2 separate regions of the Homo sapiens genome follow, and region 1 is linked to region 2. The links are chromatin loops, found by intact Hi-C in ENCODE. Cell type or tissue: Panc1. All regions are shown on one strand. Links, peaks and the distances in the headings refer to the core of each region. The heading gives the core; the rest is flanking DNA. Region 1 holds the start of LOC124903515 (a long non-coding RNA gene). Region 2 overlaps PAQR5 (progestin and adipoQ receptor family member 5).

What was found. Peaks named below come from ENCODE experiments on the same cell type or tissue, not always from the same donor. Only the 100,000 strongest peaks of a DNase experiment are listed, where the experiment ranks them.
Region 1: a loop joins it to region 2, with 4 times the contacts of the local background. A loop is called at or near these places in 8 of 110 quality-filtered maps.

The regions. Positions count from the first base shown.
Region 1 is chr15:69,068,030-69,079,292 of GRCh38, forward strand. It overlaps LOC124903515 (a long non-coding RNA gene), which reads right to left and starts at 6,190. Exons shown (of 2, transcript XR_007064692.1): 1 at 3,284-6,190; 2 at 640-2,212. In Panc1, for the core only: a CTCF peak has its summit at 6,156; a DNase peak (open chromatin) is centred at 6,542; H3K4me3 peaks cover 1,387 bases; H3K27ac peaks cover 1,229 bases; H3K27me3 peaks cover 451 bases.
Region 2 is chr15:69,388,995-69,400,257 of GRCh38, forward strand. It overlaps PAQR5 (progestin and adipoQ receptor family member 5), which reads left to right. Exons shown (of 9, transcript NM_017705.4): 6 at 660-786; 7 at 8,474-8,570; 8 at 10,980-11,121. KIF23-AS1 (KIF23 and PAQR5 antisense RNA 1) reads right to left here. Exons shown (of 2, transcript NR_132971.1): 2 at 7,910-8,754. Among named protein-coding and RNA genes, the nearest start is that of KIF23, 20 kb to the right of the region's middle. RefSeq lists an enhancer at 1-25. In Panc1, for the core only: a CTCF peak has its summit at 5,801; a DNase peak (open chromatin) is centred at 5,817; H3K4me3 peaks cover 265 bases.

The sequences.
Region 1 (11,263 bases), core at 1,671-9,670, 320 kb before region 2:
TCACTAAACAGTCTGTTTACATCATACTTCCAAACACACACGTGTGTGTGGATTAGTAAATGTCTAGAATCTTTATACTTGCCTTTGTACAATCTTCTTGCCCAAACTAAGTTCCTGAGGGAAGTTGCGGGCAGTTCCTCTATATATCTCCTAATGAGAATCCATGATTTGGTACATAGTGAAAGCTCAAAAATATTGCTGACTTTTTCAATAATCTGTTGCTTTTTAATACACCAATGCAAAAGTGAATGGCTTAAGACAACCATTCTGTCATCTCTCATGAGTCCAAAGGTTGACTGGGATCAGCTGGGTGGTTCTTCTGTTGCACATGATAGCAGCTGGGGCTGCGGTCATCTGGGGACTACTGGGCTGAAGTATCCAGGATAAGTCACTCACTTCGCTGGTGCCTTGAGGGGGTGGATGGAGGCCTGGCTCAGTTGTGAAGCTGGGACAGTTGGACCTCCCTTCCTCCCTGTCTTCCTCTATCCATATATTCTCAAGGTCTCTCCTTCTCCACTTGTTCTATGTGATCTCTCCAGCACAGAGAGACCACACTTCTTACATAGTGACTTGAGGATCCCCAAAGCACAAAAGTATAAGATTTGAGGATTTTTAAAACTTAGACCACAAACAGCTTAGTGTCACTTCCAACACACTTTATTGGTTAAAGCAAGTCACAGGCCAGCTCAGATTCAGTGTGGGAGGGGATCACACAAGGGTGATGTGATTCACTAGGGGAGGTCTGATTTGCTAGGGAACATCTTGGGATACTAGCTACCCCTTGACTGAATGCCCAGTAGCATTTATGGAGGCCAGGGTCTGGTTGTCATTAGTGACGAGATTACTATAAAAAACCTCAGCTGTCTCTTCCTCAGACTATTTTCATCAAGAATAAAAAGAACACACACACACACACACACACACACACACACACACACACACACACACACACTCACACTCACACATACTCATACCACCTGGAAAACCACCATTCCAACCTGTAAAAAATATAAAAAAATCTCTAAGAGGGTGAAAATGTGCATATTATGAAGGAAAGATTAAACACCATCACTATTAGCTGTCCATTTTAAAAAGATGTCTTAAATACATTTTTTCATTTGATCTTGATTCCCATCCCCATTTTAGAGATGAAGAAACTGAGGCTCAGAGATAATAAGTAATTTACCCAAAAGGGTGGAGCTAGGTCTGAATAACCCCAAGACTTGTCCCTGATGCCAGAAAGAATTATTAGAATATGAATTAGTGTGGTGGCTCATACCTATAATCCCAGAACTTTGGGAGGCCAAGGTGGGAGGATCACTTGAGCCCAGGAGTTTGAGACCAGCCTGGGAAACATACCAAGACCCCATCTCTACAAAAAAAAATTTTTTAAAGAATAGGAATTATGCCTATCAATGATAGACTGGATAAAGAAAATGTGGCAGATATGCACCATGGAATACTATGCAGCCATTAAAAAGGATGAGTTCATGTCCTTTGCAGGGACATGGATGAAGCTGGAAACCATCTTTCTCAGCAAATTAACACAAGAACAGAAAACCAAACACCACATGTTCTCACTCATAAGTGGGAGCTGAACAATGAGAACACATGGACACAGGGAAGGGAACATCACACACTGGGGCCTGTCTTGGGGTTGGGGGGCTAGGGGAGGGATAGCATCAGTTGAAATATCTAGTGTAGATGATGGGTTGATGGGTGCAGCAAACCACCATGGCACTTGTATACCTATGTAACAAACCTGCACATTCTGCACATGTACCCCAGAACTTAAAGTTTAATTTTTTTTAAAAAAGTGCAACAAAAAAATAAGAGTTAGTGTTTTTGGTCTAAAGAAACTGAGATCCTGAAAGGTGAAATAGTCCAGGGTCCCTCAGCCAGGATCCTGATTCCCCTTTAGAAGAGAACAGATGCAAAAAAAAGCACAGGGCCTGATTCGTAGTAGATGTTCAGTAAACACAAGCCCCCATCTCTTCTCCAAATGAGATTTCTTCTACAGCTCACTGTCATTGGTCCAAAGAATGCAGCCGCTACACTGTGTTATTGGCAGGATTGTGGGCATGACTGATTTCCTTTCTGATTGGGTAGGAAGGCTGAAGGGCGAGTTTGGAAGGGCTCTGTTCCCTTCATCTCACTCCTTTCCCCACTCGCATTTCACCCAACAGTCGTCTGATTTTTGAGCAATCTGTTCCTGGAAAGCAGAGGAAAGTAACAGATTGATGCATCGACTGCGTGTGGCCAAGTGATTTATTTTTAATGTGACTAAACAAGACACACACCTGCCTATGGAAACGTAATCACATTGAATCATCAGGGACTTAGATAGCCATTTAAGCAAGGGAAAGACAGAGAGGAGACAGAGGAGAGGAGGAAGAGGAGGGAGAGAAAGAAAAGGGAGGCAGGGGAGCAGAGACAGAAGAGGAGAGATAAGAAGGGACTGGAAGAGAGGGAAGGGAAGGGAAGGGAAGAGAAGACTGGGCCAGCTCCCTAAAAATGTTTATTTCAGCAGCATCAGTGAAGCACCCTCAATTGGCCCAAATGCCTGTGGTTTAGCTTTGCTGATGCCTGAAATTTCATAATTAGACTTTCGTCCCTGTGATTTAACCAAACACAGTATGTTCTCCACTAAAGTGTAAATGCAACAGAAGTAGTGCATCAAACTACATCAATCATTTTCACCTCAGTGAGAAAGAACTGATATCTTTTATGAAAGCAGGAGTTTTTCTATGGGGGGGTTGTATTAGTCCATTTTGCATTGCTATAAAGGAATACCTGAGACTGGGTAGTTTATAAAGAAAAGAGGTTTATTTGGCTCATGGTTCTGCAGGCTGGATAGCATGACACTGGCATCTGCTCGGCTTCTGGTGAGGCCTCAGGAAGCTTTTACTCATGGCAGAAGGCAAAGGGGGAGTAGGCAGGTCACATGGCAGGAGAGGGAGCAAGAGAGGGAGGAAGAGGTGCCAGGCTCTTTTATACAATCAGATCTCACTCTAACTAATAGAGCAAAAACTCACTCATTACCACAGGGAGGGCACCAAGCCATTTATGAGGGACCCACTCCCGTGACCTAACACTTCTCACCAGCCCCCGCCTCCAACACTGGGATCACACTTCAACATGAGATTTGGAGGGGAGAAATATCCACACTATATCGGGGGCATTAAAACAAAGTTTATGGGAGTCACCAGTGAAGGCACAGAAAGGAACCTTGGGGGCTCTAGGGACTTTCTCCTTCATGGCTTTTCTTAATGATAACACCTACCTTTACGAGCATTTGTTATGTTCCAGGCACTATGGATGCGAGCCATTACATGTACTATTTCATTCCATCTTCCCAATGGCCCTGGAATTTTGCGCTGGTGTTCTCATCACTCTCCAGGTGAGGGAACTGAAGCCCAGCCTGTCGTCATCTGTCTCAGCACTCTGAAAGGAAGATCCAGTTACAGCAGAGTTTCTCGTGGAATGCCCAGCCTCACCAATAGTATCTTGCTTGCAGAAGGCACTCAGTAAGTATGTGCCAACAGAGTGAAGTGGCAGGGATGGGACATGAATGTAGACAGTCTAACTCCAGAGCCTGTACCCTTAGCATTTGCCACAACTTTCTCCCAGATAGTCCACTCCGTTCTCCCTGCTTCTCACCCGAATAGCATACGAAATTCATGAACCACTGACTTTGGGAGGCTAAATGTCCTCCATCACAGCTCCCTTCTCAATCTCCCTGGGTCAGTACCAGGAATTAGCCAGCCAGACTGTTCCACTCTGTACTGCTAGTTTTCTATGTCCAGATACCTTTTCCCAGTTAGTCTGTAATGCCTTTGAGGGAAGGCACAGCATCCATGCAGAGTCTATGGGGGGATGTATGAGTCCTTTTGAAATTGCAGTTTCTTTCTCAAAAGCAAGATTATATCTTTGTGTTTTCTATTAATATGATTGTGGTAGGTTTTTTTCTTGAATTTTATATCAATATCCTTCACCCTGCCCCTAGCAATAGCACGTGAAGGAGATTATGAAGTCATAAGTTAGGGGGGCATCAGATTGATAGCTTTTTGAAGATTGATAATATCTAGTGTGGGCAAGGATGGAGGAAATGGATACTCATACATTGTTGGGGAGGCTTTCGAGGAGGCAAATCATCAGTAAGTAACAGTGGCTGAAACAAGATAAAAGCTTTATTTTATTTTTTTCTCATACAAAAGTCTAAGCTAGTAGAAAGTCCTGGAAAGAAGGCTGGCTCGGCTCCACAAGGTTATACAAGGACACAGGTTCTTTCTGTACATTGTACCACCATCCCCAGGGGTGTTACCTGCATCACCTGCTGGAAGCTGACTCCCACTACCACATCTGTTCTCTGAATAGATTTCTCCCTGGGGAAAGCAGAAGTACAACAAACAGCGTATTTTAAGGACCTGATTCAGAAATTGCACACAATGCTTCTCATCAGTCATAACTTAGTTACACGTCCCCATGTAGTAGCAAGGGGGGTGGAAAATATATTCTCAACTCATACCCACCTGAAACTCAGGAGATTCATTGCTAAAAGGAAGAAAAGAGAAAATGGATAGTAGGGGGACAGTGAACAGTTTCTAATACAAACAGGAGGAATTATCAAAGTTAAAAGTGCATATATTGCTAGACCCAGCAATTCCAGTTCTAGAAATGTATTCTAAGGAAATAGTCACACAACTACACAAAGATTATGTATAAGGGTAATACTAGTGGTTTTAAAATATGTTCACAAATTCTTTGATACCCTTCCCTTCACAAAAGGGCTACACTTAATGACTTACTCCTAATGAATAGAATGTGGCCAAAGTGACAATGTGTGACTTCGGAGGCTAGGTCATAAAAGGCCCTATGCTTCTACTTTGCTCTCTCGAATGACTGGCTATGATGGAAACAGCCACCATGTTGTGAGGACACTCAATTAGCCTTGTGGAGAGACCCACATGGGTGAGAAACTAAGGGCTGCCACCAACAGCCCACATCCACTTGCCAGCTCTGAGAGCAAATAGATCCTGCAGGCCTAGTCAAGCCTCATTTGACTGACGCCTCAGTCAACATCTTGACTGCAAGCCCATGCAAAACACTGAGCCAGAAACCACCCACCCAAGAAGCTGTGAATTCCTGACTGGCAAAAAATGTGAGTGATTATAAATATTTATTATACTTTTAAGCCACTACTTTTTGGAGTATTGTGTTAGGCAGCAGTAAATAACTAATACAATAATCATTGCTTCCTGTTTGTAATGACAAAAAAGAGAAAGAAAATAAAAAATTTAAAAAAAGAAACACCAGAAATGTAAATAATGGGAGGTTAAATAATCCATGAGAAATCCACAGTTTGGAATTTGCAGCTATTAGAAAGAGAGCTATGGCGTAAAAGACCTGTATGTTCTGTCATTGACAGCTCCTTAAGACATATTAGTACATGAAAATGACAATCTGAAGAACACTTACTGTATGGTCTCCATGACATAAAACTGCAAAAAAGTTATGTGTGCATGTACATATGTGCATATATGCAATAATGTTATATTTGTGTATATCCGAATGTGTACTTTCACATACTTGTAAATGCGTGGAATAGGAGTGAATGTCGCATACCAAATGGCAGGCAGTGGTTTTACCAGGGTGGAGGAAAGTGGAATGGGGGTGGCGAGTTGCAATATGGTGTTCACATTTTACTTTGTAATCTCCTGCATTGTTTCAACTTCTTACAATGAAAATGCATTTGCATATTCCCTGTGTGATAAAACAAAGAAAATCATAAAAAGAGAGAGAGGCAGGCAGATAGCAGAGATGGAAGGAAGAGGAGATAAATAGAAACAGCATTTTACCCACTGAGTCGTGACTACAAGCATCTTATTTTACCTGTTTGTTTTTCCTTAACATCCCAACATAGAAAACACACACTTTGTTTTAAAGTAACAGCGAGGAACCGCCTCGCTGTGGTCTTTCGCTTGCTTGGCATTGCCCCTAGGGTGCTCGGAGATGGGCTGTGGAGGGGGACGTTGGGAACTGCCCGACCCCATTCTCGCCTTTTCCCGCTGGATGTGCAGCTTTCGGAACGTGCAGGGGCGGGAGTGTCTACAACCTAAGAAAAGGGCCGCGGTGGGGAGCCCGGAGCAGGGCTGGGTGCAGGGAGCGCTCTCGCTGCCCGGGGCGCTCTGCGCTGCGCGCCCAGTGGGGACAGCACGCCGCCCCGGGAGTCTCCAGGCGCGGGAGGTCCCAGCAGATTTTGCATAAAGGGAGGAATCGAGTCCAGAGAACAAACAAGATACTGGAGGTGGTGGCACGGAGAGGATTGATTCGGTTTGCAACCCTACGAGGTCGTGGCCGCTCGGGGCAGGAAAGCAGGCTCCTGTCTCTCCAGGATCCAGCCTCCCGATCACCGCGCTAGTCCTCGCCCTGCCTGGGCTTCCCCAGAGACGGGAGCTTGGGTGGGGGACCCTGGACCCGAAGCCAAGGCTGAACTGGTGTGCCAAGCCCAGGGAGCAACCAAGTCCCCAACTCTTTCCCTGCCCTTCCCGCAGGCTGAGCAGAAAACCAGGAAATGGATGGACTCCACCTCCGCAGCCACGCCTGCCCGTTTGCGCTTACTGAACAGAGGTCCTCAGGAACGTGGTGAGACAAAGAGAAAGGAGGGCGTTTTCGCCACCCTCTTGCTAATGCTTCAATAACTCCCCATTGCCCTAATGAGCTCACCATCAGAGCCTGATTAAGACCTTTGGAGGCCCTAAAATTATAAGACCCACTATCTCCATCAATGTAATTAAAAAAAAAACAACTTTAAATGGAACTTTACCAAAAAGCCGATTTTCCTCTGTGAAATTATTTTAATAGCAACGACAAGCCCTTGCCTTGCAGCACACTGGCCTGCCCAACAGAAGATCCAGTAAGGTTTGCAAAACCAGTTGGGATCTCCTCACCTTGCCTCTCTCCTCTTCCTGCACCGGCCGGCTAACCTGTTTCCAGTTCCTCCGAGGCTCAGTCCTTCCCTGAGTTTCCCATTGCCCTCCAGAGCCAGCATATATTTCCACTTCCCTAGCTTTCAGTCCAGGCTGTGTTAGATGCCTTCAGTGCTTTCTCCATCACAGGACTTAGCACACAGAGTAGGAGAATATTCCCGTTTCTTCCCTGTCACCCTCTCTGTGCTGAGGGCTCAGAAGGCAGAGACACCTTTTCTGTTTTGCTTACAGGTATGGTCCCAGAACCTAGCATGTGGACTGACACACCCTTTGCTCAAAAAAATACATCAATATTTGAAATTAACCATTTATCCATAGCAAAACACATAGCACAGAATAAAAATGCATAGTCCATTCTGGCCTATGCAGTTTCAGCTTCTCAGCATTTATTGAGCACCTCCAAATGTGCTAGACAGGTAATACTCAATACACATTAGTTCCCTCCATGCTAAAATAGACTTTGCGTCCACGTAACTTTGCTGGAAACTTGAGGGAAACCAATTATCCTGCCCTTTCCCTGGGTGTCTGATCGGCATGTCCGTTATAGCCATAGAAATATCACTAACAGGCAATGCCAGCAGGATTAGATCTGCCAAGTGTTTAAAGTTTAGCAAGAAAGCTTTTTGCAAATGTCAACACTACCACTCTGTTTCCTGCAAACCAGCATTCTAATCAGCAGGGCTGCCTTTTCCAGCTCATTGAGCAATGACATAAAAAAATCCCAGCATAATCATTTCTCTAGGAGAAAAATACCGAAAGTCAGAGAGGATGCAATAACAATCATAGCTACCTACTATGTGCAGGTGTCATGCTTACTGCTTTAGTTATGCTTCCTCCAATCCTCACAACAAAACTGACAAATGGGGAAACTGAGGCTTACAGAAGTCACACATCTCCAACTAAGGCCTGAACTTGAGTTTTTTCCATAGCACTCTACTACCTCTGGGGGGGAAAAAAAAACTACTATTGTGCCCAGTTAGGATACAATGTATTAGAGTGGTAGGGACTTCAGGGGCTGGTTGTAGGAAAAGAGAATGACAATGCTTCTCACGCCAGGGTTTTCTGGGGTTTTCATCTTCTTGTTTTCCTCTCCTTCTCCCCTCAGAGGCCAGGTGTAGTGACATAATGATTTTGGAAATTTTTGAGCTGAAAAAGGAAAACATTTTCTTCTTTTCTTAAAAGGGGAACTGTTGGAGTGTTTGCATTTTGGGTTCCTGGCATAGCAGCTGGTAGGCTTGATGGGATTTCAAAATGAAGTTACTAATGGAAATTATACACTGAGGACATTCCAAAGAAACTGCTAAGAGAGAATGGCTTGTGCTAGGTGAGTGGAAGTGTTGCATCAGGTTATCACAGCTGGGTATTGAGGCCAGGCCCAGCTGAAATGTTACAGCAGGGGTCACCTCTCAGACTTGGCTCTGTACAGGAAACACATCCAAGGAGGAGCTACATCCAAGGCAAAGGTATAAAGCCAGACGCAGAAGACACAGTACCTGGGTTAGCTGCCCATCTGTCCCTGGGTGTAGGCTAAAGACATTTAATCTTGGACACAGGCAAGCAGCTGCATACAAGATCCTGATTCCTGATTCCTGAGCAGGAGTGGGCAGCAAGTTGTTAATTCTGACCTCCAACCATCCCTGAGGCAGTGTAGCCCTCCATTCTCAACCCTGGCTGCCCACTAGCATCATCTGGTGAGCTTTGAAATACAGATGCAGGACTCATCCCAGATGGGTGAAATCAGAAGTGATGGGAAAGGGATCCAGTGTCACATATCTTCACAGCTCTCCATGTGATTCTAGCTTGCAGCCAAAGTTCAAAAGTTCTGACACAGCCTAGGTGATCACAAGAATTACTGGAGCACTCCCTAGAATAGTTTTGCCCCAGCCTCTCTGCTGTAGATCTTAATTCAGTGGAGCTGGCAGGGGCCCAAGAATCTGTATTTTGAACAAGCTCCCTGGCAGTTGTTATGATCAGATAAGCCTGGGGACCCACAAGTGTAATAAAATGGTATATTCACATATCATCATTGCAGTCACAGCTTCTGAAATATTATGTTTTTAATTTGTATGTACATCATTGTATCTCAACCATCATTCGATTGTAAGCTCCAAGAGGGAAAGGACCTTGTCTCATTCACTGGGATGTTCTCAGTATGGAAAAGAATGCAAGCAAGTGGTGGGGATTCTGCAGATATTTGTTGAATAAATAAATGAATTTCTGTTTTGTATTTGTCACTTCCGCTTTGTGAACCAAGTTAAGAGTGAGATTGAGGGCCGGGCGCAGTGGCTCAAGCCTGTAATCCCAGCACTTTGGGAGGCCGAGGCGGGTGGATCATGAGGTCAGGAGATCGAGACCATCCTGGCTAACACGGTGAAACCCTGTCTCTACTAAAAAATACAAAAAATTAGCCGGGCGCGGTGGCGGGCGCCTGTAGTCCCAGCTATTCGGGAGGCTGAGGCAGGAGAATGGCGTGAACCAGGGAGGCGGAGCTTGCAGTGAGCCGAGATTGCGCCACTGCACTCCAGCCTGGGGGACAGAGTGAGACTCTGTCTCAAAAAAAAAAAAAAAAAGAGTGAGATTGAAACTTTGAAAGAAAATACAAATGTATACAATAATTTTATTTCACTTTTATAGATCTAAAGTCCTGCTTTTAAAAACACAAAGATTTCTTCTATATGGAACTTGATTGCCTTCATTCAGTCATTGAGAGTCTTCAGGAGATCTGAAGACCCAGAGCAAACCAGAAATGTTGACGGGGAAAAATGTGCAGAAATGTCTGAGAGTAAACCCCCTGTCCTTAAACAAATTTTTCTTCTGAAATTTTCTGCTTCATTGTAAGTTTTATGTCACCAGTTAAGTAGGGCCTAGGCAGAAAAAGATACAAAGTATTTTCAGAAAAGTTGATGAAACTGCATCCATTTATTCATGCACATTCAGAAAATGTTTATCGTGGAACTACCATTTTTCCAGTAAGTGCCAGTGGGAGCCCAATGAAAAATAACACACAGTCCTGCCCTCAACGACTAGCTTTCCCAGCAAGTGGAAAGCTAGCTATGGAACTAGGCAGTTACAGTACAGTGTGATAACACCGGTCATCAAACCCAAGATGCCTTCTGTTGTAAGATGCATCATTGGCCAGGCGCAGTGGCTCACGCCTGTAATCCCAAAACTTTGGGAGGCCAAGGCGGGTGGATCACGAGGTCAGGAGATCGAGACCATCCTGGCTAACACAGTGAAACCCCGTCTGTACTAAAAATACAAAAAATTAGCCGGGCGTGGTGGCGGGCACCTGTAGTCCTGGTTACTCTGGAGGCTGAGGCAGGAGAATGGCGTGAACCCAGGAGGCAGAGGTTGCAGTGAGCTGAGATCGCGCCACTGCACTCCAGCCTGGGCAACAGAGCGAGACTCTGTCTCAAAAAAAAAAAAAAAAAAGATGCATCATTAATTTATGCACCACTAAGAAAAATGCTGCCAATTGAACCGTGACGTGTTGTGGATTTTATCAAGATCTGTTCTAATTTCAGAGATGTGAAAATGTAACGGGGTGGTAGGGAGGTGAGGAATGTGCATTTTATTTTATTTATTTATTTTGAGAGACAGGGTCTGTCTTTGTCACTCACACAGGCTGGAGTGTAGTGGTGCAATCTCAGCTCACTGCGGCCTCAACCTCGTGGGCTCAAGTGATCCTCCCACCTCCTGAGTAGATGGGACTATAGGCATGAGCCACCATGCCCGGATTTTTTTTTTTAACTTTTTTTTTTGTTGTTGTTGAGACAAGGTCTCATTCTGTTGCTGCCCAGGCTGGAGTGCAGTGGCTCGATCTCAGCTCACTGCAACCTTTGCCTGCCAGGCTCAGGCAATCCTCTTATCTCAACCTCCCTAGTAGCTGGGACTACAGGTACATGCCACCACGCCCAGCTAATTTTTTTTTTTTTTTTTTTGGTAGAGACAGGGTTTCGCCATGTTGCCCGGGCTGGCCTCAAACTCCTGAGCTCAAGCGATCCACCTGCCTCAGCCTCCCAAAGTGCTAGGATTACAGACATAAGCCACTGCACTCAACCATAATTTTTTTTAAACTTTTTGTAAAGACGATGTCTCACTATGTTGCCCAGGCTAGTCTCGAACTCTTGGGCTCATGCAGTCCTCCCACTCTGACCTACCAAAATGCTGCAATTACAGGCATGAGCTACTGCGCCTGGCCAGAACATGCATTTTAGAACTGATTAAATAAGTAAGGTAAATCAGACACGAAGGATATACAGAATAAGCCAAAG
Region 2 (11,263 bases), core at 2,233-10,232:
AAAGGTCGCTAGAAGGTCCTTAAGCAACCCTTCTTTCACAAACTTCAAAACCTAAAACACAACGCAACACCCAACCTCTCAGCTGGTCTGTCTCCCAGCTGCTGCTATGACATCCTCGTCTCAGCAAGGGCCCTCCCTCCAGCACTGATCTTTCTACCAGGAGCACCCATGTCCCTGGGCAGGTGAGATGTGCACACTCTGAGTAGAGCTCAGCTCGCTGGGTCTGTCGTCATGGACCACAGCATGTGGCTAAAGCAGGGACTGTCACTAACCTGTCTGGGTTTGAAACCCATCTTTGTTAACTCTCTAGCTGCAGGACCCTGGGCGAGTGATTAAACCTCTCTATCCCTCTGCTTCCTATCTGTACAATGAGGATAAGTGCAGAGTTATGAAGGAGGATGGTTGAAGTATTATGTGAGGTCATACATGTAAAGCCCTTGGAGCAAAGCTGGGCTCACAGTAAATTCTCAGGATGGGATTTGGGTGGGCAGAGAAGAGAAAGCAGGACATCCTAGAAGGGGGAATGGCACCAGCGAGGGCGCAGAGCCAGGACTGTGGGAATGATAAGGGCCAAGCCAGATGCTGGGGACAGTCTTTGCAAGGGGCCCATGTGGTGCCAAGGCCTGGCTCCTCTCCCAAGGCTGGCTTTTCTTCCCCAGGCTCAGCCATTGCCTACTCTGCATACACGTTCCCGGATGCGCTCATGTGCACCACTTTCCATGACTACTACGTGGCCCTGGCTGTACTGAACACCATCCTCAGCACAGGCCTCTCCTGCTACTCCAGGTACTGGTCGCTCTGACCTCAGATGGGAGGGGAGGGAGGGTCTTGCATGCAGCTCCCTGCACTCTTTGAGGGAGCCGGGGAAGAGGTGGGCTCAATGGAAAAGGTGCTTGGGAACCTAGGACTCCGTTCCAGGTGGACTTCCTATGCTGGCAAAACCAGCTTCCTGGGCACGCAAGCTCCAGGCCTCCATGCTCAGAGAGTCTCATACTTGGTTTAATACTCTGCTGCCTTTTTTTGTTTTTGTTTTTGTTTTGAGACAAAGTCTCACTCTGTCACCCAGGCTGAAGTGTGATGGCACAATCTTGGCTCACTGCAACCTCCGCCTCCTGAGTTCAAGCGATTCTCCTGCCTCAGCGTCCCATGTAGCTGGGATTACAGGCACCCGCCATCACGCCCAGCTAATTTTTGTATTTTTAGTAGAGACAGGGTTTCACCATGTTGGTCAGGCTGGTCTGGAACTCCTGACTGCAGGTAATCCACCCACCTTGGCCCTCCAAAGTATTGGGATTACAGGCGTGAGCCATGGTGCCTGACCTGTTTTTTATTTATTTATTTATTTATTTATTTATTTATTTATTTATTTTTTTGAGACAGGGTCTCTCTCTGTGGCCCAGGCTGGAATGCAGTGGTGCGATCTCAGCTCACTGTAGCCTCGCCTTCCTGGGCTCGTCTGCTGCATTCTTAATAATTTGTAATAATTTTTGAACAGGGAGGTCCCTGCTCTTTGATTCGGTACAAGGCTTTACAAATTATGCAGCTGGTTCCATTTGCTGGACAAGTGGCTTATCCACCCTGAACTTCAGTTTGCTCATCTATAAAATGAGGCCATTACAAATACCCCTAAGACAAATGGAAGGATTACAGGTAATGTACCCAGGACACTTAGCACAAGCCTGGCACAGAGGAGATGTCCCATAAATGTGTGGTCACTAATGGTGACTGGGTGTGTCTGCCTCTGGGCATATGTGATGGATGATGGTGTTATTCAAATGCCCTATGCATCCCTCATCAGTGAGTCAGGCCCAGCTTACGCGCTCTAATTCCCACTGTTTTTTTTTTTTTTCTTTCAAGAAAACTCATGGGGGTGTGAGTGCAGAGAATGTTGTTATGGGGATAACTACACCAATTTATTCAGCTCTTTGTAGAAGTGAACTGCCTGAAAGTTCCTTTTCCCTAAAATACTCAGGAAATCTCCCAAATGGTTGTGTTGGGGTGACAGCCCTGGCTGAATAGGGCCAAGGCTGGTACTTTTGGGCTGGGGGCCTTTCGTGCTGGTCAGGAAAGGTAAGCTGGCAGGTACATCTGAGTTCTCTGTCCTCCCGCAATGGCAACTCCAGCGAGCCAGTGGAGTCTCCCTGCCTCCACTTGCCCCCCTCTCCCCAGGAAAAAACAGGCAGGTGAGATATGCCCCATCTGGTAACTTCTCCAGAATGATTTTGTCTCCAAATTCCTTTGGGTGACACTTGGGATGTGTGGGGCCAGCAAGTTTCACAAGGGAGAGCAGGCAAGTTTCACAAACAGGACAAACCAGTTTTTTTGTTTCTGTTTTTTATTTTTAAATGGAAGGATAGATTCTGAAACAGCATTGGGAATACTTGTTCCAATTCGCCTTCCATTCACCTGCGCTAAGGTGGGTTGGAAGTGTGGAGCTGCCTTCCATGGGAGTGAAAGTCTGTTTCTAGGAGTCCCTGCCGTGGATGAAGGGAGGTATAACAGATATAGAACAGTAATAACCCTGCGGAAACAAGTCCAGCAGAGATGAAGCAAGCCCCGGAGACCTGGGTGCATGGGCTTGTGGACTGGCCATGGTCCAGGAACCTGGACACTCTTGGACCTGGTCCTTGGACCAGTCACTGCCCCATCTGGTTCGCTCTCCTAGGGCTGTGTGGCTCTGGCGTTTGAAATTTAGGATTAGACAGGGAGAGTACCACAGGTTGAGGGGGCAGAGGAGGAAGAGAAGGCTTCGTGAGTGTGGAAGAAAGTCTCCAGAGTGAGGCTGGGTGCAGTGGCTCACACCTGTAATCCCAGCATTTTGGGAGCGCCAGGTGGGTGGATCACCTGAGGTCAGGAGTTCAAGACCAGCCTGGCCAATGTGGTGAAAACCTGTCTCCACTAAAAATACGAAAGTTAGCTGGGTGTGGTGGCAGGTACCTGTAATCCCAGCTACTCAAGAGGCTGAGGCAGGAGAATCGCTTGAACCCAGGAGGCAGAGGTTGCAGTGAGCTGAGAGCATGCCACTGTACTCCAGCCCGGGCAGTGGAGCCAAGAAAAAAAAGAAATTGTCTCCAGAGTGAATGATCCAAGATGGCTTCCCCATGAGCTCATAATTCAAATTCTTAGAACACTTGCTGGTTTTATTTTATTTTTTTTTGTTTTAAGTAGAGACAAGGTTTCGCCATGTTGGCCAGGCTGGTCTCGAGCTCCTGACCTCAGATGATCCACTCTCCTCAGCCTCCCAAAGTGCTGGTATTACAGGTGTGAGCCACCCTGCCCAGCCTAGATTACTTTCTTCTAGCCAGGAGTCTTCCCTGATGGTTCAGATATAACGGATGGGGTCTTTTGGATGTGGCATGCCTGGTGTCTTTGGAGGAACTTATCTGTCAGGGCAGCTTTGCCAGACATCTCCTGGGTGCCTGAGTTTGGGGGCTTCTCCCTTTGCCAATGAAATGGGTTATTTATTTATGGAGTACATCTGTGCCTATTCCATCTATCCACCCATCTACACACCCGCCCACCCATCTAACATTCCTTAAATGCCTGCCATACTCCAGGTACCACGTTAGGAGCTGAGGGTGCCAGAAGGATGCCCTTGCCTTCAGAGAGCACCCAGTGCCATAGGAGAGACAGACTGCAGATGCCCCCAGAGGTCCATGAGGCCATGATTTCCGTTAGAGTGTAGCAGGAGGGAGTGTAATGTAAACAAATAATGATAAGGCAGAATGACACCTGCCGGTATACACAGGGTTCTGAGAAGTGGCTTTAGGACTGGATATTGAAGGAGGTAGAACACTTTAGCTGAAGAGGAGGACATAGCAACCAGCCAGGACAAGGATGAGGACTACAGAGAGGGTGGGCCAGGGTGGGGAAGCAGCAAGGTGTGTTAGAGCTGCCAGAGTCTGCAAGAGTAGATGGAGGAGAGCAGCTACAGAGGGGCTTGGATGGTGGGCTGGGGGCCTGTGGGTCCTATGAGGACTGGCCCTTTGCTCATGAAGGATGAGAATCTCTTAGGGAAAAAAAAAAATCCTACGCACTCAGCTTCCATGCCCTGAGGGGTTTCCAGGCATATTAGCAGCAACTGAAGTGGGAGCTGAGGGGAGAGGGAGGTGAGGGGCTATGTTGGAATCAAAAAGGAGGAAGGGGGCACATGCCACACTCTTGCACCCAAAGGTAGAGTGGGCATGTGGCCCTTCCAGTGCCCTTTGTACCTCGTCCTCGCTCCACGTTCCCTGACCCATGGTTTTGCTGCTCTTACAAGGCCTGTCCTCCCCTCTCTTCATTCCCTGTCTCTGCCTTTGGTGTCTGGAGAGTGAGAAAGCTGACTCGTGTGCAGAAGTGATGCTGGCCCTGAGTAATTTCAGAAGAAGTGGGTAGAGAGGAGGGTGTGGGTATCTGGAGGCCTGAATTTCAACCCTGCTCCCCCAGACTTGCTGTATGGCCTCAGGGCAGTCACTGTCCACTCTGGGCCTCAGGGTCTACGTCTTCAATGAGGGCATCTGAGACAATACCCTCTGGGTCCTCTCTGGTTTGGGCATCGTGCAATGTCGATGCCTTAGTGTCTTCTCCAAGCTTCCTTTCCCAGCTGTCTTCCTCCCCCAGGCTCCACCCCTGCCTCTCCCTCCTGCTCCATCCGGCTGCAGTTGGGCAGGAGCGGGAGAGAACCACCTTCCCCTCCAGGGAGGGGAAGACCTCCTGGGGGAGACCAGGAACCTCAGTATTTGCTTGACAGTTATCTGATGCTTGCCCGAAAATCAGGGTTGAAATGGCATTCGTTCCATTACAAGGCAGACCATTAAGGCCAATCTCAACATAGAGAGCTTTGTCGTCCCCTGAGTGGTTTTTGGTTCTTATTGTCATGGACTTTGGTTCAAATGAAAATGTTCCAGAAAACTGCCTTCTCATTCTGTAGCATTTGAGAGGGGAAATGAGAGAATGCGTGCCCTCTTCGTGGTTCTTGGAGCAAGGTGGGGGTGGCCGAGGCCCTGGCCTGCTCATGCCTGCACAGGAAACGGCTGCCACTCCCTTCAGGAATGTCAGTTACACAGCAAGTACTGTATGGACAAATCACTGTCCATCTCCTTCCAGTGCATCCAACCATTGATTGTTTTTTTTTTGTTTTTTGTTTTTTTTTTTTCAAAGAGCTGCTGAGTGAAAAACCTCCTGGTCAGAGCAGTGAGGGCGAGAGATTAATTTTCACCCATGAGCTCTGCTCTAAGGACAGCTTAGAGGCAGTTGCTGAGGCAGTTCAGAGGGGTGGAGCTGACCTGGAAGGGGTTTGAGGTCAGCGCTGGAGGTAGAAGGCTCAGCAGACATGGTTCTCAGACAGAGGCTTGGCCAGAGGATAAAGTGCTGCTATAGCCAGTTAGGGGCATGGGGAAATGTCTACATCCCTGCAGTTCTCCAAAATAAGACAACTCCTACACAATAAAACAACCATAACTACCGCCCCCATGTACACACACACGTGCACTCGTGCGTGCGCCTCTGCAATAGAATGATTTTTCCAAAGGCCCGCTAGTTTCAAGCCCTAGTTCCGGAATTCCAGTTGCCAATCCTTCCAGCTTTTTTGTCAGATTGTGTTGAATCGACCCTTTCTTAACGAAGGCTTCTCCCGTAACCCAGTGTGTCCTGCCAACCTCGTTCTGAGCAGAGACCTCACTTCCTCTATAGCAGCCCCTTAGCCCTCTGGTGCGGGACTGCCCTAAGCCCGAGCAGGCTGGGCTGTGGGGCCGCACGTGGGGCGCCTCTGAGGATGCTGCGGCTGTGGTTCTGCTCTGGCTGTGGCGACATCGCGTGGCCTAATGCGGAACTGCAACTTGGTAGCGGACGGCCCCTCTCCCGAGCTACTGGCCCTTCTGCCTTTTTCTCTCTGTTGCTGTCTCTCTTCTCTTCTGCTTTTTCTCCTTCTCTTTTCCCTCTAGACCCGGCTTTGCAGCTGGAGAGGCTGGTCCGTTTGCCCCTGGGGAAACACTTTATCAGGCCGAGCGAAATGTTGTCTCAAGTCACAGAAAATCCATGCTTTGGGGGATGGCCTTCGCCAGCCACAGCCAGATTTCTTCGCGTGTAAGTGGCCACAGGGGCCCTTTAAGAGCGAGCCTCTCAACCTGGAGACGGCAGGCGGTGGCAGGGCACAGGGCAGGAGGGGGCGGCCTGCCGCGGCAGGGCAGGGTCTGCCGGAGGACTAAGAAGGCCGGTGAGGCAGATACCTGGCTCTCGGGATAGCAGGAGTGTGTGCCCTCTGCTCCAGGGGCAGAGCGGGCAGGGAAGGGTGAAGGCCGGGCGGGGTCTGAGTCTGCGCAGCCTACTGCCTGAGACAGAGGGGGTGACACTTGGGGGCCAGAAAGCCCAGGGTTTAAATCCTAGCTCTGCTTCTTATTGGCTCATCTGACTTCAGGCAAATCACCCAGAACCTATTTGTTCCCTCCTGTTCCTATTATCTGGACCAACATAGATACAAGGTGGGGATGGGGAGAGAATGGAGCTCCACGATGCATGTGTTTTTAAAAGCTGCTGTTTAGTCTGTGCGACTGTGCCATGCACAGTTCTAAACACCTCGGGAGCATCGTTTCATCAAATCCATACAACGAGGCTGTGACAAGGCACAGTCATTGTCCCTGTGTTACACATGAGGATCAGGAGGTACACAAAGGTTAGTGACCTGCCGAGGTCACGTGGTTGTGAAGGGCAGGGTCAGGATTTGAACCCAGTGTGTCCCAATCAAGCTCTCCACATAAAATCACAGTGCTGCGCTGCCTCACCTCTCCGGGAGTTTGGTTCTTTTTCGGGGGGGATGATGCATCCTAGTTCCTTCTCCTTGAGCTTCTCACCTGGTACATGCCATGTACCATGTATGACTTACAGGCAGGGTCAGGAAAGAAGAAACACGAAAGTGGGCTGGAGTGAAGTTGGGGTTTGTCTTGGGAGGCTGTGGGGCTTCTCCGGGCACACAGTGGTGTCCCTTTCTCCTGAAACAGGAATCTCCGGGTGGGCCATTTGTGCTCGGTTGCCCTGAGGACTGAGTGGAGCACAATAGCCTGGAGAATGTCCGCATCCTCAGACCTGCTTCTGTGCTGGGTCCCCAGGATCCAGGCCTGACCAGATCTGGCACCTGCCTGAGGAGGGTTCCCTAACTGCCCAATGTGGAAGTCCCTGCATACTCCATGCTGAGAGATACAGGCAGCAGCTGGGTTTATGGTCAGGTGGCTTTACTGGCTCATACGAGATATGAACAGCCTGGCCAGGTGAAATCGGTCTGGGCTCAGAGGAAACAGCAGATGGCATTTGAAGGAGAAGGAACAGGCTTGTGGACTGGGACCGAGGTTCTTGGGAGCAGAGATAGGAGCCACAGCAGGACACAGACCCCATCCCTCCAGTGTGATAGGGGGCAGAACTGTCAGCAAAGGCTGAAAGGGCCCAGATGCATGCATTGCCTTTACAGACTGCATCAGAACAGCCATCCCAAGAGCCTCAGCGTGTGGCTGTGCATCCACTGTGCTGGGTTCCTTACCCTGCAGCCCTGTGGGCCCCAAGGGAGGACACAGCCCTCCACAGTACACCTCAGCATTGATGTGGGGACTTTACCTGTCCCTACTACCTGGCCTTGGTGGCCCAGCCAGGGCCCATGAGCACTTCCTTACCCAGGCCTCAGTTCAGGGCTGTGATTTTGTGCAGAGACCCTCCCTGCCCCTCCCCATGTCCTCCCAGTGTGCAGCCTGCTGTCTGTGCTACCCAGTTCCCCATACCCTGAGCTGCTGCCCCAGGCTGGGCCCAAGTCAGCTGAGGCCCTGTCATGTTCTGTCTGGGGGGACCTGCCTCTCTTCTCAACAATCAGCATCACTTGTTTTAATGTTGCTGTCAGCTGTCTTTGGATTGGAGGTTGGGTGAGGGTGGCAATGAAGAAGAGAAGGAAAGACTTCACGTTTATTTAGTTTTCCCAAGCCAAGTATCCCTGTGTGTGGTATAAATATTCCAGAAAGCTCTCCAAGGGTCAAACACCTACTTGAACCCAGGTCTCCTGCATGATAATACCTGGGCTCCAACTAGATGGGTGCATCTCAGCCTCTGCAGAGTGTGCCCCCCAAGAGTCTGTGGCAGTGGATCCCCCGATTCCCCCTACCCGTTCCCTGTCCCTGTAGCAACTAGAGTTTTAAAAGGTTCTTTGGCAGTTACATAACTTGGCCCTTGAAGGGTTTCTGCCCAGCGCCTCCTTTCTGGCTTAGTCTGGACACCACTGCTTCCCATGGTCAGGAGATGGTGTCCCTGGAGATCTTTTTGCATCTGAAGTTTTGTCACTTCCATTGGGGTGGGAGGAATGGACGAGGCTGGTGGAGAAGCTGCTGGCCACAGGAGCTTGTAGAAAAATGCTTGTCCTCTGTTGATGACCAGGCCCTCGGTGTGCATGCATGTGCGTATGCAATTTGCTGAGACTCTTTTCATTCCATTTCCTCCCCACTTTCCTTCCCTGATTTAGGTTTCTTGAAATCCAGAAGCCCAGACTCTGTAAGGTGATTCGTGTCCTCGCCTTTGCTTATCCGTACACCTGGGACTCCCTCCCCATCTTCTACAGGGTAAGGACTGGCTGCATCTCCTCTCTGCCTGTTGGCAACACCAGGAAGTCAGTTGTTTTCCTGAGCTTCTGGGGGGTCACAGCACTGCAATGGGAACCGCAGAACAAAACAGGAGTCGAGACCCAGGTGAAGGGGGCCAGCCCCTCCACACCTGTGGGTATTTCTCGTCAGGTGGGACGAGAGACTGAGAAAATAAATAAGAAGATTTTTCTTAGTACAGATCAAAATGGAGTTTCTTATGTCTTCCTTTTTCTACATAGACACAGTAACAGTCTGATATATCTTTCTTTCCCCCACACCCAGGTGCTGCCTTGGTGGCACTTGAGGAGTGGTTAGGAGATGACATAAGCACAGAGGCCCTGACTGACAATATGACTGGGGGCTCGGGAACGTCATAGAACAGGCAGCCTGGGGCTGAGTGGAGTGAGCAGGAGAGCGAGCTCTGCAGGCAGGTCTCCAATACTTGCTGTCAGTCCCTGGGCCAGTTCTCTATGCCTCGATTTCCTTCATCTGTAAGCTGGGCCTGATAACACCTCATGGGCTGTGGGGAGGATTACACGGGGAACATGTCAAGTGCTGACTGGTAGCAAGAGTTCGGGAATGCATTGTTCCATCATCAAGTAGTATACTGTTAGTATTGAAGGAAAAGGCATGAATGAGGGTCTTAAAGGAGCGATGGGAAAGAGATGGAGAGCATAAAGGAAGAGAGTGTAGGAGGGACAACAAGTAGGACTAGAAGGGGAAAGTCCACGCACTTTCAAACCATACGGGCTTGAGTTCAAATTCTGGCCCCACTGCTCACTGGCTATGTGACCTCAGGCAGGACACACAACTCTCTAAGCCTCAGATTAGTTTCCTCATCTGTACATAAGGGTACTAGGCCTCCTTTGTAGGGGAAAACAATGGATCTGATAGGCTCTGCGGTGCCTGTCCAGTACCCGGTGAGTGAAGCTCCCTCCTAGAGGCAGCGTCCTGTGGGCTTGAAGAATAAAGCCCAGATGGCAGGGCTGAGGGACAAGGGGAGGGGCTGAGCTCCACCCAGCAGCTGGGGCATTGAGCACGTTCTCTGTGCTCTGCCTCTGTGGGTCTGGGAGAGCGCCAAAGATGGGGCTGCAGCCCGTTCCCCTCACTCCTTCCTCAAGGGCGCAGACCACACACAGGAAACCAAGAGCAGACAGAGCAATTCTGTCCCATGTACCTCCAAATCAGGCAGTGCAAGTCCTGTGTTGTGACAAGCATCGTGTGCTTCTGGCATGTGGCTGAGTCAGAGGAGGGCAGAGGGAAGGGGAGGTCCAGTTCTAAGTGGTGATGTTGATGCTGGAATCAGCCTGCCTGGATTCAGATCCTGACTTCACTTCTCACTAAGTGATGTGCAAGTCACTCTCTGGCCCACCTTCCTCACCTGCAAAATGGGGAAGATAGAGTCTGCCTTATGATAATTGTGGCTCAGGTGAAATGATGCATGTAAGAGGCCTGGCCTGCTGCCCTCGGTAAGTGGTGGCTACTATGACTTTATAACAATAATACAAAAACTATACTTAGCTCTGAAACAGTATAGTGGCCATCATTGATACTTTTGGATGACTCAGAAGGCCTTCCAGGGATTTCTAGGCCTTAAAGCCTTAATTAGGAGCACCAGTTCAGTGGATGTGCTGATAAAAAGTGAGTTCCAGTGTGAATCCACTAAACAGTTGACCCTTAAACATGGGTTGGAACTTTACATGGATTTTCTTCCACCTCTGCCACTCATGAGACAGCAAGACCGACCCCTTTTCTTCTTCCTCCTCCTCAGGATTTTCTCAATATCACTTGCTTTTCTCTAGCTTACTTTATTGTAAGAATACAATATATAATACCTACACAAAATATGTGTTACTTGGCAGTTTGTTACAGGTAAGGCTTCCAGTCAACAGGAGGCTATTAGTAATTAAGTTTGGGGGAGTCAAAAGTTGTACATGGACTTTTGACTGCAGGGGGTCAATGCCCCTAGCCTGCATGTTAAGAGTCAACTGTACTTACATTTTACCCCAGAAAGAATACCAATTATCTAATAGGATTTTTTGTCTTTCTTTTCCTTTCCCATTCCTTTCTTCTTTCCTTTTTCTCTCCGATTCAGTTAAGTAAATAAACCAAAAGACTCTCATGAGTATTTGGGGGATTGAAATACAATAGTCTCGAGTCTCAATCGACCACACTCAGGATAGGAGCTCTGCTCACATGGTGCCTGAGTTTCCTCTACCAGGTCACAGACCTGAGGAGGTGAGGGCCTTGGCCTCTGGAGTTTGTGTATGTGTGCTAACATGTGTGGGTGTCAGAGCCCCCAAAGTCCCAGATGCAGGTGCTGAGAAGGAAGAGGGCCTGCCTCAGGCCTGTCCTCTCAAGACCTGATGTTTCTTTAAACACCTGCAGCTATTCCTGTTCCCAGGGGAGAGTGCACAAAATGAAGCCACCTCGTACCACCAGAAGCACATGATCATGACCCTCCTGGCCTCTTTCTTGTACTCTGCACATCTGCCAGAACGCCTAGCCCCTGGACGCTTTGACTACATCGGTGAGTGGGCAACAGCCCTGCTGCTCTGCTCATTGCCCTCCTGACTGGGGAGGGTCCTGTCCCTGACTCCAGTGCACGTAGCTGCAAAGGGCAGGGAAGGGCAGAGAGAGAGGCCAAGGCGAGTAACATTGCAAGTTGACAG